2 separate regions of the Homo sapiens genome follow, and region 2 is linked to region 1. Evidence: read pairs that join two places in POLR2A ChIA-PET (ENCODE). Cell type or tissue: PC-3. All regions are shown on one strand. Links, peaks and the distances in the headings refer to the core of each region. The heading gives the core; the rest is flanking DNA.

Evidence for each region. ChIA-PET counts read pairs that join two places held together with the same protein. Peaks named below come from ENCODE experiments on the same cell type or tissue, not always from the same donor. Only the 100,000 strongest peaks of a DNase experiment are listed, where the experiment ranks them.
Region 2: POLR2A ChIA-PET joins it to region 1 with 10 read pairs; 2 of 35 experiments call an interaction of 5 or more read pairs at or near these places.

The regions. Positions count from the first base shown.
Region 1 is chr14:52,677,261-52,685,343 of GRCh38, reverse strand. It overlaps ERO1A (endoplasmic reticulum oxidoreductase 1 alpha), which reads left to right. Exons shown (of 16, transcript NM_014584.3): 2 at 1,437-1,556; 3 at 2,936-3,019; 4 at 6,872-6,910. Among named protein-coding and RNA genes, the nearest start is that of ERO1A, 14 kb to the left of the region's middle. In PC-3, for the core only: no CTCF peak of the experiment used is centred there; no DNase peak of the experiment used is centred there.
Region 2 is chr14:52,021,861-52,029,943 of GRCh38, reverse strand. NID2 (nidogen 2) reads left to right here. Exons shown (of 22, transcript NM_007361.4): 10 at 254-397; 11 at 1,094-1,222; 12 at 2,600-2,743. Among named protein-coding and RNA genes, the nearest start is that of RTRAF, 36 kb to the right of the region's middle. In PC-3, for the core only: no CTCF peak of the experiment used is centred there; a DNase peak (open chromatin) is centred at 4,493; H3K27ac peaks cover 1,380 bases.

The DNA.
Region 1 (8,083 bases), core at 2,966-5,465:
AAATAGTTATTACATGACAAAATATGTAGATCTGATTTCTAGAAACTGAATTAGTCCAAAACAAGTAAGAGTGGGAAAAGCAGTAAAAAGTTCTTCTTGAATATTGCTGTTGTCATCCAAAGTATTCTTATTTCTTTTAGGTGAAAAATTTCCATTACTCTTTTGTGATATTCTCAAAAGAAAGTTTAGGATTTTACAGTGTTCTGAAATACTGAATCTTAATTCAGTATTTCAATAGAGTATTATTGATTTGCTTCCTTATCAGTAGATTTTTAAATTATTTATTTCTAGGCTATAGATCTTCCTAAAATATAATCCAAAGTAGTTTAAAATGCAGATATCTAGACCAAAGTATAAAGATCTCTTTTCTGGAGCATGCTATATTTAACAGTTTTTTCCTAAGTTTGTTTTTGTTTTTGGAATCATGATATATTTGTTTCTTAAAGCAATCTTTAGTTCTATTAGATGTTTTTCTAGCTCAAATAAACATCTAAGAATTTTAGTTTAATTTGGCAAGTAACACTGGTGAAAAAAGAAAAAAAAAGAATTCTAGTTTCATAATTGATAATATTTATTATCATTACCATTGTATCCTAGGATATGTGCATTTAGTAGCTTGATTTAGTACATACCATTAAGACATTAGCTTTAAACATTTGAAGAGCAGGATTGACTTTGAGGTCAGTTTGCTGTTTCATTGTTACTAATGATAAATGGTTTCTAAGCACCATTCCAAACCTTTAAGAAATTGTTACAGCCCAATATTTGAGGATTGTTAGATCCTTACTGAAAGCTAAGGATGGGAATGCAGCTGTGCCTCAGGAAGGACAGTGGAAGTGGGAGCTGGAAACCCCTCAGATACCCAAGTAGCATATACTCTATCTCCTACCTCTGCTTCTTTGTGTATCTTTTTTTGCCCCCCAAGAATTCCGAGGACAATCAAGCTTTGTGTATCTTTTAAAAACTTTTCCTCTCTTTGCCAACTGGATCATGTGCTCCTCAGTTCACATGATGGAGTATTTGTTTTACTGGTCTAGCCACAGGGAGACATCTTTCCCTGTTATTCTCAATTCTAGGATCCTGGAGAGGGGACCATGACCTGGTTTGAGTTGGATGCCTACCCTTGGTCAGGTCAACTATGGCCTGGAGGGCAGAGTTACAAAATAAAGGTTGCCAGGGGGCCAACTCTCTCTGTGTGTGTGTGTGTGTGTGTGTGTGTGTGTGTCATGAGCTCTGCACACCTTCCATTCCTCGGTATATAGCAAGAGCAGCAGTATTACTAGATTATTGTCATACCCCATCTCAAGAAACTATGTGGGAGGAGGGAGGATAAGGACTGGTTGAGTAGGGGGCTGTTTCCTAACAACCATGTGAGGAAAAAGAACCCTGTTGCATTTAGGACATTTCAATTTAATATTTCATTTTCTTTGTAACAGGTTAGTGGTTACTTGGATGATTGTACCTGTGATGTTGAAACCATTGATAGATTTAATAACTACAGGCTTTTCCCAAGACTACAAAAACTTCTTGAAAGTGACTACTTTAGGTATTACAAGGTATTTTTAATTTTAATTTTTTATATATGAATACTTTAAATGGATAATTAGATTTTCTTAAGAATTACTGAGCTTCAAAATTGTAGTTGTTATTTAAAATTGATATAGGCTTTATTAAGAAAATTCAGTTCATAAGAGTGAAGCATGTGATTCTGAAACCATCCATTGGATAATTTTAATAACTGAATTTTACACTCTAGAGTTAGAATCTAGTTGGTTAAATTGAAGTTAGGACAGAAATTATTATATATTGTTATCAAAATGGTGAGATCATAATTTTCTAAAACATCAGATTGGCTCCAATTAATTAAAATAATTAAATATTTTTTGTAGAATCATGACTTTATCCTGACCTATATTATTTAAACAAATCACTTGTGCTGTTTTATCTTGAGATATCTACTAGAAGAGTTTAGAAAACCTGATCAATGGAGTATTTAGTTGTAGTCAGTTTACAATTGTCTATCCTCTACCTGTTAACTCTTTCTTGTTTGAAAAGAATGTGAGTCGAGCTACTTTGGCTCCTAGTTGCCATCTGTTCAGGGTCTATTTAGTGGCAGTCTGTGTCTTTTTTTTTTTGAGACAGAATCTTGCTTTGTCACCCAGGCTGGAGTGCAGTGGCATGATCTCTGCTCACTGCCAACTTCCGCCTCCTGGGTTCAGGCAATTCTCCTGCCTCAGCCTCCCAAGTAACTGGGATTACAGGCACCTGCCACCACACCTGGCTAATTTTTGTATTTTTAGTGGAGATGGGGTTTTGCCGTGCTGGCCAGGCTGGTCTTGAACTCCTGACCTCAGGTAACCCACCTGCCTTGGCCTCCCAAAGTATTGGGATTACAGGCGCCAGCCACCTTGCCCAGCCCAATCTGTGTCTTTTTTTTCTTTTTTGAGACAAAGTCTTGCTCTTGTCATCTAGGCTGGAGTGTGGTGGCATGACCTTGGCTCACTGCGCCCTTCGACTCCTGGGTTCAAGTGATTCTCCTGCCTCAGCCTCCCGAGTAGCTAGGATTACAGGCACCTGCCACCAGGCCTCGCTAATTTTTGTATTTTTAGTAGAGACGGGGTTTCGCCACGTTGGCCAGGCTGGTCTCAAACTCCTGACCTCAGGTGATCCGCCCCCCTCGGCCTCCCAAAGTGCTGGGATTACAGGCATAAGCCACTGTGCCCGGCCCAGTCTGTGTCTTTCTAACCAAGTCTACCAATTTACTTATACCAGCCTCACATTTATGCAGTTGTTATAAACTGGCAACAGATAGGTGGAAGAAATACTGTATTTGCACCTGATAACATGACCAAGTTATAGCACCATAATTTGTAACTGTCAATTATAATTTTGGGATTCTGATTTTTATAATTTTTTTTCTATTATTATTTTACAGGTAAACCTGAAGAGGCCGTGTCCTTTCTGGAATGACATCAGCCAGTGTGGAAGAAGGGACTGTGCTGTCAAACCATGTCAATCTGTAAGAACCATGTATACATTTAAAAACTGTTACATGTTTTTTCATTCATTATAACTTTTTGTTTTGTTTTATTTAAGAATTTTTTTTTGAAAAAATAGAGATGAGGTTTCACTATGTTGCCCAGGTTGGTCTTGAATTTCTGGGCTCAAACAATCCATCTGCCTTAGCCTCCCAGAGTGCTGGGATTACAGGTGTGAGCCACTGCACCCAGCCCATTACAACTTTTTAAAGGCAGCCAATAAAACTAAAATAATCGTGCAGTCCTTAGTTTAAATATAACATTCAATATTTATATGTTAAAAACCCAAACTTATAAAACCTATTTTGAATTACACTGCCTTCATAATAATAGAATTAACATTTTGTGGTTAATATAATCCTTTGACTTATTAGGGAGATTGATAATAATTCTTTTGGCCTGATATTTGATTTTCCTCTTACATCTTTTCTGAACCAAGTTATATATATAGCATAATAAAATGAAATTAATCGAAGTATAAACAAAATTCCCCCCCTCTTTTTTCGGGTGTGTTTTTGCCTTGGATTTCCTGGGGTGTGAGTGGACAAAACACCTGGTTTTACTTAGGAATTTTTGGAGCATTAAAATTTGAAGTATCCTACTGTGAAAATAGAGTTTTAAAAATATTTTTGAATGACAATTTATTCCCTTTTTAAGTACATCTTTTTATTTTACTTTTAAAATAAAGTTGACCTTTTTTTTTGACATGATGTCTCACCCTGTTGCCCAGGCTGGAGTGCAGTGGCATGATCTCAGGTCACTGCAACCTCCGCCTCCTGGGTTCAAGCGATTCTCCTGCCCCAGCCTCCCAAGTAGCTGGGATTACAGGTGTGTGCCACCACGCCCAGCTAATTTTGTATTTTTAGTGGAGATGGGGTTTCTCCATGTTGGTCCATGCTGGTCAGGCTGGTCTCGAACTGGTAACCTCAGGTGATCTGCCTGCCTCAGCCTCCCAAAGTGCTGGGATTACAGGTGTGAGCCACCATGCCCAGCTTCGATTCCTTTTTAACGCTGAATAACATTCCACTGTATGCCTATACTATGTTTTGTTTATATAGTCACCTGTTGATGGACTTTTGGGTTATTTCTACCTTTTTGCTATTGTGAATAATGCTGCTATGCACAAATATTTATTTGAGTCCCTACTTTAGTTTTTTGGGGTATATACTTAGAAGTGGAATTGCTGGATCATGTGTTAGTTCCGTTTGTTTTTTTCTGAGGATCTGCCATACTGTCTTCAACAGTGGCTGTACCGTTTTACATTCCTACCAGCAATGTACAAGAGTTCCAGTTTCTTCACATTCTTGACAATACTTTTACTTTCTATTCTTTTGGATAATAGTTATCCTAATAGGTGTGAAGTGGTATTGTGGTTTTGGGTGGTTTAATTTTACATATGTAAATATTGTTACACAGACTTATCTAGCATGTGGAATTAAGGCCAATGTCATATACTATTTATGGGCATTTTACCATGAGAATGAGAAGCATGTTTTTTGTTACATTAATCCTCATATAGATACAACTTATTGAAAATTAAAGGATTAATTTATGAAACACCTTGTCACTATTAAAGCATGAGCATATCATTAAAGTGATATTAACAGTGTAAACATTTTGTATTCTAAGTTTTGCGTTTGTAATTTAGTAATAGAAAAAATTAGTTGGGGACATTTACCAATATCCTAATTATATGAATTAGTAAAAATGCTGAAATATGGTAGATGCTTAATAAAGGCGTTTAATTATACTTGTTCATTAAATGAGCTTTTTATTAATATTAGAAAATACAAATACTTTACAGTTATTGCAAAGTCAAATCTCATCTTGAGATACCAATTATTTCTGATTATTATTGATGAAGTGTAGAACTAGGGGACACCATTTGGAAAAGAAGATTGGAGGGAGCAGAAACCCTGAAAATACTGTAGCATAAAATAATAGCTTATTGATTCCATCAGTTGACAGACTGATGAATGAGATGTATTTCATTGTAAATCCAAGAGAAAACAACCAATTTTAGCATTTGAGAAATGTTAAATATATATTTATTGTTTGATTTGAATGTATTGAAGTGCTATAAAAGAATCAGGTGGAAGTTATCAATTTGCACTGAAATATTGAGTCAGGATCCAGTAATTTTAAGCTTCTGCAGAGCTGGGAAGAAGTGAAAGGCAGAATGCCTTTCATGCCAATACTTTGTTTTTTTTTTTTTTTTTTTTTGTTTGTGTTTTTTGCTTGTTTTTGAGACAGGGTCTCACTCTGTTGCCCAGGCTGGAGTGCAGTGGCATGATCTTGGCTCACTGCAACCTCTGCCTCCTGGGCCTAAGCAGTCCTCTCACCTCAGCCTCCTGAGTACCTGGGACTACAGGCGGACTACAGGCACACATCATGCCCAGCTAATTTTTTGTATTTTTGGTAGAGACAAGGTTTCACCATGTTGTCCACTGGGGTCTTTAACTCCTGAGCTCAGATGATCCACCCGCCTTGGCATCCCAAAGTGCTGGGATTATGGGCATAAGCCGCTGTACCTGGCAGCAATACTTGTTTTTTTCTTGAACTGATGTTATGATGGAGAAAAGCTTTTTTCTTTAAAAGATCATTGGAAGGCCAGGCATGGTGGCTTATGCCTATAATCCCATCACTTTGGGAGGCCAAGGCAGGCAGATCACTTGAGGTCAGGAGTTTGAGGTCAGCTTGGCCAACATGGTGAAACCCTGTCTCTACTAAAAATACAAAAATGAGCTGGACATAGCAGGGTGCCACTCGGGAGGCTGAGGTACAAGAATCATTTGAACCCAGGAGGCGGAGGTTGCAGTGAGCCAAGATCTGCCACTGCACTCCAGCCTGGGCAACAGAGTGAGACCCTATCTGAAAAAAAAAAAAATCATTGGAAGGTATTTATCCATCTAAAAATATTCTTAGTTTATAAATACAGATAATGTTAGCTTAGCAGAGAAATGCCACGATTAGATCAGAGTTAGAATGTTAACTGGCAGTATTGTGGGGAGTGTGGAATAGCAGATGAGGAGATGGGGAAGAGACTGGTAAAGTAACATAAATGTGTTAGTCCATTTTGCATTGCTATGAGGGAACACCTGAGACTGGGTAATTTATAAAGAAAAGAGGCTTATTTGGCTCACAGTTCTGCAGGGGGAAGAAGCATGGTGCCAGCGTCTGCTTGGCTTCTGGTGAGGCCTAAAGCTTACAATCATGGCAGAAGGCAAAAAGGGAGCTGTCATATCACATGGCAAGAGACAGCAAGAGAGCAAGGAGGTGCCAGGTATGGAGTGAACTAATAGATTTGTTCTAGATAATAGAACTTATTACTTCTAGATAATAGAACCAGTAGATTAATTCATTACCTCAGAGATGGCACCAAGCGGTTCATGAGAGATCTGTCTCCATGACCCAAACCCCTAGGTTCCAAGAATCTAGAATATCTGGCCATCACAGAAAACAAAAACAATTCTACTAAGGACCACTGGAGTAATAGCAAAAGGACACAGGTGTCAATATCAAGTCAGCACTCAGTGGATCTCCTAGTGGCCAAATACGGGACAATTTGAACATCAAAAGGGATAATGGCTAAATGATTATTTTTACATCTCCTTGCTGTAATATACATAATGTATGCTCAGCAATCCATAGAATAATTTGTTCTTGAATTTTTATTTACTTTTAAGCAATCATATGAATACTACCTATTCTGTTAAAAAATCCAACTTCGATAATTTGTTATATGAATTTTTCTCATAAATCACAGAAATTTAAGATATGTTTTAAGAAGATAGAATAAATGCCAACTAAAAACATATTTTTTTCTTTTTCAGGATGAAGTTCCTGATGGAATTAAATCTGCGAGCTACAAGGTGTGTACGTATACCTATTGATGTGTCCAGTATCTTAATGAAAAACTTGAAAAACCCATTTCCGTTGTACCTACTATCCCATTTATCTGCTTCCAGTGGTGAAACCCCTTGAGAGGTATTTATGCTGAATGGCTCTCTTTCTGTTTGTTTTTGTTTAACATTTTATTTTTTATGTATTTTATTTTATTTATTTTTTTGAGATGGAGCAGTGGCGTGATCTTGGCTCACTGCAACCTCCGCCTCCCCGGTTCAAGCGATTCTTGTCTCAGCCTCCAGAGTAGCTGGGATTACAGGCACTCACCACCATGCCTGGCTAATTTTTATATTTTTAGTAGAGACGGGTTTTCTCCATGTTGGTCAGGCTGGTCTCGAATTGCCGACCTCTGGTGATCCGCCCGTCTTGGCCTCCCAAAGTGCTGGGATTATAGGCGTGAGCCACCGCGTCCGGCCTGTTTAGCATTTTATTATAGAAAATATCAAAGATAAATAAAAATAGAGGAAAAAATGTATCTGAAAGTCCATATGTTATTCAGAGTTCTTTAATTTTTTTTTTTTTTTTTTTTTTTTTTAAGATAAAAGGTCTGGCTCTGTTGTCCAGGCTGGAGTGCAGTGGCATGATCATAGCTCACTGTAACCTTGAACTCCTGGGCTAAAGTGATTCTCTCCCCTCAGCTTTCCGAGTAGCTGAGAGTGTAGGCAAATGCCTCCATGCATAGATAATTTTAAGAAAAAAATTCTGTAGAGATAGAGTCTTGCCATGTTGCCCAGGGTGGAAACTCCTGACCAAGTGATCCTCCTCCCTCAGCCTCCCAAAGTGCTGGGATTACAGGCATGAGCCTCCACACCAGGCCAGATTTCTTTAATTTTTACCTAATATCCTTTACCTGTTCTAGGATCCCACCCAAGACACCATGTTATATTTAGTAGTCATGTGTTCTTAGGCTTCTCTTAGCCGTAACAGTTTCCCAGTCTTTCTTTGTTTCTGATAAGGTGTTTTTGAGTAGTACTAGTCAGGTGCATTTTGTAGACTGTCCGTCAGTGGGGATTTATCAGATTCAGATTCATTTTTTTGATATATATTATATATATAGGAGTTACTGTGTACTTACTATTGTGTTATACCAACATATAATCTCTGCCTTTCTCTTTTTTCTTGATGTTAAGATTGATCAC
Region 2 (8,083 bases), core at 3,086-5,585, 660 kb after region 1:
TTCCCTGGATGCAAACCTACTGAAAGCAAGTAAAGGTACTAGTTGTCTATAGGGTAGGCAATAGGAAGCCATGCTGGAGTTTAAAACTGAAGTGCAGAAAATCCACCCTAGCTTCAGATATGGATAATTTAGTAAGGTCTTCCGGTGTGTCACAAAACACAGACATGCAGTCAGTTCCGAGGACTCCTCTATCTCCGTGACATTTGCTTACCAATAGCCAGATTGTGCTTTTATTTCCCCTCTACTCATGCAGAGGATTCAGACCCCACTCCGGGGAATCCTTGCTATGATGGGAGCCACATGTGTGACACAACAGCACGGTGCCATCCAGGGACAGGTGTAGATTACACCTGTGAGTGCGCATCTGGGTACCAGGGAGATGGACGGAACTGTGTGGGTAAGAGCCATGTTCTCGTGTCTCCTTCTTGTAGCCCTTGTTTTTCCTCTGCCCTCCCCAGCCTTATGTCTGTAGAAGACAAGTATCTGTCACCTTTACAACCTCCATTGTCAATGATTTTAGCAGCTGTTAATCTGAATATAGTTATTTAAAAATTAAAGCATAGCTGTTTATGTTTGAAAAGATGGTTTGGAGTGGAGTGGATTTTGCACCGGGGCTGTGAAAAGAAAACATCTGTTGCAGTTCCTGGATGTTTTGAGTTAAGTTTTGTAATTTTGAGCTTTTGTAGTAAGTAGTTCTTAGACTTACCAAAAAGCACATTTTCTGATTTTCTTTAAATTTTAGACAGACATTGTGTGTCTTATATCCCCAAAAGGCAACGGTAGAAATTTCTTGATATTAAAAAAAATTGTTGGTTTTCTTCCAAGTATCCATTCTTTTTAAAACAGTTAAAGAATTCTTAGAATATTCACTTAAAAATTTATCTTCCTGTGGTGTTTACTTGAATGGCATGAAATTTTTACTATTTCTGATTATCTGCAACATGCATTCATATCTGATTTTTAAAAATTCTACATCTGCCAACCATTTGTCCCATTGAAGCATCATACTAGTGAGAAAACATTGAGTTTTTAGACCCTCCACTTCTGGGACCCTTGAATTAAGCAGAATTTTTCTCTTCTCATTTCTTCTTAGATGAAAATGAATGTGCAACTGGCTTTCATCGCTGTGGCCCCAACTCTGTATGTATCAACTTGCCTGGAAGCTACAGGTGTGAGTGCCGGAGTGGTTATGAGTTTGCAGATGACCGGCATACTTGCATCTGTGAGTTCCAAAATCATTTTCCTGTGTGGCCAAAATGGTGCTCTTTAATCTTGCTCTTTAATCTGTCAGTGTTTTGACTTCTGCTATTCAGAGGCTCTGCTATATGGTTTTCTTAAGAAGACAGTTTACATCAAAATAACCCAAAGCTGGCTGGATGTGGTGGCTCACGCCTGTAATCATCGCTTTGGAAGGCTGAGGCAGGTGGATCGCTTGAGTTCAGAAGTTCGAGACCAGCCTGGGCAACATAGCAAAACCCCGTCTCTACAAACAATACAAAACATTAGCCAGGTGTGGTGGCACACGCCTGTAGTCCCAGCTACTCAGGAGGCTGAGATAGGAGGATTGCTTGAGCGCAGGAGGCAGAGGTTGCAGTGAACTGACAGCATGCTAGTGCATTCCAGCCTAGGTAATAGAGTGAGACTCTGTCTCAAAAAAACAAAAAAAAAAACAACAAAATCTCTCAAAGCTATGGCTCAGTTTCAGCCCTGTTTATTTTCACTGTTTTTCCCTAAATAGATATTTTTGGTGTTGAGTTATTGAAGGATGCCCACCTCAGTTGGGATTTCTGGCCCAGTCATGTAACAAGATGATGAACTTCACTAGTAAACACCTCCAGCTCTTTAGATAGAGCCTAAAGTATTTTTCAAATTAGAAGAGATGGATTTATAATTCACTGATGCATGTCCTACTTGACTGGCTAAAGAGCTCCTTCTGTAACAAATTACCTCTTCTGTATTTCCAGAAAATACTACAGACCTAAAAATGGATCAAAAGAACTATCCCAATTCATCCCATTGATAAAGATGGATGAGAGTAAAGAAAATGCACTCTTTAGCCAGGCATGGTGGCTCACGCCTGTAATCCCAGCTACTCAGGAGGCTGAGGCAGGAGAATCACTTGAACCAGGGAGTTGGAGGTTGCAGTGAGCCGAGATCACGCCACTGTACTCCAGCCTGGCGACAGAGTGAGACTCCATCTCAAAAAAAAAAAAAAAAGAAAGAAAATGCACTCTTTAATTCAGTGGGATGAGGGTAAAAGTGACAGGAGAAACTGCGTGTGTGTGTGTGTGTGTGTGTGTGTGTGTGTGTAGCAATTGCTCTGGAGTGTTATAAACTTTAATTGAGGACTGCTTAGGTGATGGGTTTTTGTGCTTAGTATTTTAACAGCAAATTCATACCAGTACTTGAACTTTAATAGCATACAAACCATCTAGGAATCTTATTAAAATCCAGATTCTGAATCACTGGACCTTGGGTAGGGTCTGAGAACCTGCATTCCCTGGTCTGTTGCTGTTGGTCTGTGGATCATGCCATGAGGAGTGAGGCTCATCCTTTGCAGGCCTAAACTCTGGATGCCCTTATCTTCTTCTCTTTTCAGTGATCACCCCACCTGCCAACCCCTGTGAGGATGGCAGTCATACCTGTGCTCCTGCTGGGCAGGCCCGGTGTGTTCACCATGGAGGCAGCACGTTCAGCTGTGCCTGCCTGCCTGGTTATGCCGGCGATGGGCACCAGTGCACTGGTGAGTAACTGCAGGTCAGCCTCAATGACTGGAAAGTTGCTTTGGATGCACATCCCCACATAGATGGAGCTCTCCCAGAAAAGACAAAGGACTTCCTTTGACTCTAACAGCCTTGTGGCTGCCAAAATAGTGAGAAAAAAGCGTCCTTTGAGTTAGAAAGGGGAGCCAAGGGTGATTTCCTCTGGACTAGATGGGCGAGCATATATGGCTTCCTTGGCGGAGACGTTCCTGTAGCACTCGGGAGCTTCTAACCTTGGTTCCTTGGAGCCAGCGCAGGCTGGAGGAATTTAGGGAAAGTTGCATACCTTCCTGTTAGGCGGTCTCCACCTTAATTCAACACTTATGGTTGTGCTCTTCTGCTTTAAGTGATATTTTAAGCAATCTCTAAACACATATGTAATTTCTAATTTTTCTCCTCTTTCAAAAGAGAGAACTCCACATATATAAAAAGACACATATCAAAACTTTTCTCCCAGAAATCTATCTTTAAGACTTAATGCAGTATTTTATAAAAGCACCAAACCATTTGCAAGGCTAGCCATTGGAATTTAACTTAGAAAGAATGTGTGAGGTTGTTATTTAAAGGCTCGACATAACTCTCTGAGTATAAATGTCCATGAAACTAGGATTAGGAGTACTTTAAAATAGAAATCATTAAATAAATCTTAAATCACAAAAGGTTTTCCAAACATACCCTGTGGTATGTGATCAGATTGAAACTCAGTTTCACGTGAGTCACACACACACAGTTAGGGTAAAACGACACACTGGGGATGAGAGAATGGTGGGAAACGTGTTTAGAATGGGAAAGGGCCTGCTGGGGAACATGAACCTTAAAAGGCAGACTTTCCCCTGCTCCTGGTGTTGCTGTGTGCATCTGCCTCCATCCGCCCAGGCCCACCGAGCTGATGTGCTAAGAACAGCTTTGCAATTCCTGGGAGCTTTATACCAGATCCGAATAGCACGGGCCTCCCTCCTCCTCACCAGATGTTTGATTCTCATCCTTCTCCCATTCCTTTTTCCCCTTTGGTTTCAGCAGGATGGGCTGAGTGGACAGCAGGCTGAGGCCATGTGTTACTGACAGAACAAAGGTCACTGTGACAGCAGCTCAGCCCTCCACTTCTCTCTGGATGGGGCAAGTGCACATGGTGGTTTCTGAGCCTCATTCTTACTCTTTCCACTTGTGCTGTACAGAAGCTCTGCTGCATGGTTTTCTCGAACAATTTATGCTGAACTAACCCAAAGCCGTGGCTCAGTTCAGCCCTTTTATTTTTTTCTTTCACTAAATAGATACTTTTGGTGGTGGTATTGAAAGTTGAAGCTATGGCTTGAATATTCGTCTTCTTCAAAACTCATGTTGAAACTTACATTCCACTGTGGCAGTATTGAGAGGTAGGGCCTTTAAAAGGTGATTGGATCATGAGAGCTCTGCCCCTATCAATGGATTAATGGGTTATCTTGGGAATGGAACTAGAGGCTTGATAAGAAGGGAGGCCTGCCTAAAATAACATGTTAGCACACTCAGCCCCCTCACCATGTGATGTCCTGCACCACCTCAGCCCTCTACTGAGAGTCCCAACCAGCAGGAAGGCCATCACCAGATTTCAACCCTTGACCTTAGACTTCTCAGCCTTTAGAACTATAAGAAATAAATTCCTTTCCTTTAGAAATGACTCAGTTTCAGATATTCTATTATAAACAACAGGAAATTGACTAATACAGATGGTAACCCTCAGTTGGGATTCCTGTGTGTCTTGGTATTAGGCCCAGTAATGTAAGAAGACTATGGACCTCTTGAATAAACACCCCTAGCTCTAGATAAAGAGTATTTCCCAATTAGAATGAGGTAGATTTGTAATTCACAGATGTTTGTCCCACTTAACCAGCCAGGAGCTCCATCTGTCATAGATATACTGGTGAGAAAACATTGAGTATATCTATAATAGATACACTCTTTACAGATACCCTCTACAGGTATGGAGTTCAGGGTGAGGTGCCAAAGCCTGACAGTGGGAATGATGCTTTTCCTTCGTGTGGAACACATCGTTTGTTTGGTTTAACCCTAGTACCAGCTCTAAGAAATGTGAATCCACTGAGAAAAATCTTGTCTGTAGAATTTATTTAAACATCTGGCTGCTCAGATCAGCAGAGATGGTGCTTTTAAAATATTTAGTTCCTTAGCTCTCTGGTTTAAAGCAAAGAAGTTGAAATTAATTTCAGCCTAGATATGATGAGTGTTAATCAGAATATTAATTTAGATTAGATGCTGCATGCTTTGATCACTTCTACAATGATTCTCTCCCTCCTTTTTTCTTCTACTTGTCCTGCAAGACTTTGATTACCTTCTGGGGTCATGTTAGGGCTCTGAAATTGACTACTTTTCCATATTGGGAATTTAAGTATTGTCATTTTTTAATTTGCCCTATTTTTGTCATTTTCAATTGTCCCTATTTTATTTCTGGTTCTCTGCTTTTAGGATTCTTTCCAAAGCCTACAAACTAAAAATATGCCAAACCCATCAGGTGCTTCCCCCAGTGTATTGGTTATCTATTGCTGTATAATAAATTACCCTAAAATGTAGCAGCTTCAAGCAATAGACATTTAATATCAGTGGTCCAGGGACCTGGGAATGGCTCAGCTGGGTCCTGTGCTTTAGGATCTCTCACAAGGCCACAGTCAAAGTGTCTGGTGGGTCAGTGGTCTCATCTGAAGGCTTAACTGGGGAAAGATCCACTCGTGGTTATGGGCAGGATTCGGTTCTTTGAGGACCATTGGATTGAAAGCCTTGGTTCCTTGCTGGTTGTTGGCTGCCTTCAGTTTCTTGCCACTTGGGCCTCTCTAACACTACAGCTTACTTTATTAATGCCAGAGAAAGTCTGCTAGCAAGATGGAAGTCATAATCACAAAAATGACATCCCTTCAATGTTGCTTTATTAATTAAAAGCAAGTTACTGAAAGGGTGGGGATTACACAAGACCATGAATACCACTAGGTAGGGACTGTTGGGGGCCATCTTAGAGGCTGCCTACCACAGCCACTTACCATGTAGTTGTCTTCTAAACTTTCAGATTGTGGAGTAGTAGAGAATGAATGGTCATTTTCCTAAAGACCCATGCATAAATCAGGCTAGGCTAATCATGAAAGTAACTTGAAGAATAAATATTGAAATATATGTGTATGTGTGCATATTTAAAGGCATTCCATAGGGTACATGTGTCTCAGTGACCAAAGAACAGAGGCTGTATTTTGTGGGTGCTATGCATTGTTAAAGCACATGCTCTTTTACTCCATCAAACTAACAATAAGGGGGTGTGGGAGTTTTTCTCCAGCCATAGTTTGTTAAAAAAACCGGCTCCCTGGAGAGGCTGCACTTGGATTTGGGTTCTCAGTCTGGTCTGAGTCACTAGCCAGGAGGCTTTTATCCAAGTAGAGTTAAATCCTCTGCAGCTTCCCTCAATCTGGAGTGATTTCAAACTTGTGTTGGTGTGAGCTGGATATTTCTCAGACATGTTTGTCCTTTTGGATTGTTGTGACTTGGCCAGGTGCAAAAGCAGATTGTCTTGAGTTGGGACCTTCCCAGGAGGAGCAAGTGTGAGTGGAGGAAGCTGGGTTACAGATGGCCCATTACCCAGAGCCATCATTACTCAGGGGCCTGAGGGAAGATACTGACATTATTCTTTCTTGGGTTTCCTGGCGTTTTTTCTTTTCTTATTTTTTTTTAATTTTTATTTATTTATTTATTTTTTTAGGCAGGGTCTTACTTTATCACCCAGGCTGGAGGGCAGTGGTGTGATTACAGCTCACTGCAGCCTCAGCCTTCCAGGCTCAAGTGATCCTCACATCTCAGCCCCCCCAAGTAGCATGCCCAGCTAATTTTGGTATCTCTTGTAGAGATGGGGTTTCATCATGTTGCCCAGGCTTGTCTCAAACTCCTGAGCTCAATCGATCTACCCCCCTCAGCCTCCCAAAGTGCTGGGATTACAGGCGTCAGCCACCACACCCGGCCTAGCTTCTCTCTTCTTTGATAACGAAAGCATGATCTCCATTATGTGCCTGGCCAGGTTTCCTGTTCCAAGAATGTAGGTAGATGTTGGGTATGGTATGGTAAAATCAGTGTGGTTATAGGAGGAGGCAAGGATGAAGCTTGAAAGGAAGTAGTTTATTACACTTACAGGTCTGGAGTGGGTTCACCACATGCCATACAGGGGTACAATCAGCAGGGTGCCCAATTGAACAGATTGTGCAGTAGAGAGAGAGTGGGACCTGTGGGTTGAATCCTTTATTGGGATCTGGGATGGGTTTGAGGTTAATTGATGCCAAGAAATTTCACTGGGCTCAAAGGCAAGTGGGCAGTGGTGAAGGGGCGGGAGCCTGGGGGAACTCGAGGCCAGGGGTTAGGTTTATCATCCAACAGTTCCTGCTGGTTTTGCTCAGTACTTGGGCAGTGAGAAGGATGTTGAAGCACGAAAGCATGAACTCGAAGGATTTTTAACACATTTTCCAAACAGGTTCTTTACTAGCTTAATAGAGTGTAGGATTGCACTGAGATTAAGCTACCTCTCATTACCTGAGTGATAAAGGGGCTCTACGACTTCTTGAACGTTTTTGTCTTTATAGCAGTCCCTACAGGCCCCTGCTAGTAATGACTAAGCATAAGCAGTGGCCTCCTTCTCCTTCTCCAATAAAGTTCCTCCCTTGCCAGGGGGCTGAAAGTCTTTCCATGTTTTCTCTCTTGACATCTGATGTCCTGTGCATGCCCAGGTCCCGGGACTCTAGTCTCTATCATGGTGTGAGAGGCCCTCCAAGGAGGAGTCAGGACTGCGAATTCAGGGAGTCTCAATCTTTGGGGCAGGAATTTCTCACTTGTGATATCTTCAGTCTCTTTGGGGACTTTCTCCTCCTTGTTGGTCATTTCTAATAGTTTCTGTCTACCCAGAACTTTAGTATCTTTGATGATGCCAACAGTATCTGTGGGGAGGAAGGCTGGTCTTTCAGATTGAGTCAGAATTCTTAGGCTGAAGGTTCTAAGCACACCGTTGATTTATTTGGTAGCTCTGGGGAATCCCCTCTCTCTTGAGTTCAAAAGTAACAATAAGAAACTGCTCCATGGGCTCCAGAAATAGGCCCTGTGTCTCAGGAATTCCTGCTTCCTGTCATTGCTTGGGGTTCCTGTTACCATTAGAAGTACTTTTAGCATGCGTATTGTGAATAGCTTTAATTTCCTGCATTCGGCTGAATGTTAATTTTTACAGGTTTAGTTTTACAGCCAGTTTTACAGCCTATTCCAGGTCCAAGGTATTGGATGGTCACCAGTTTTGCCCAGCTGGGCATTTGAATTGT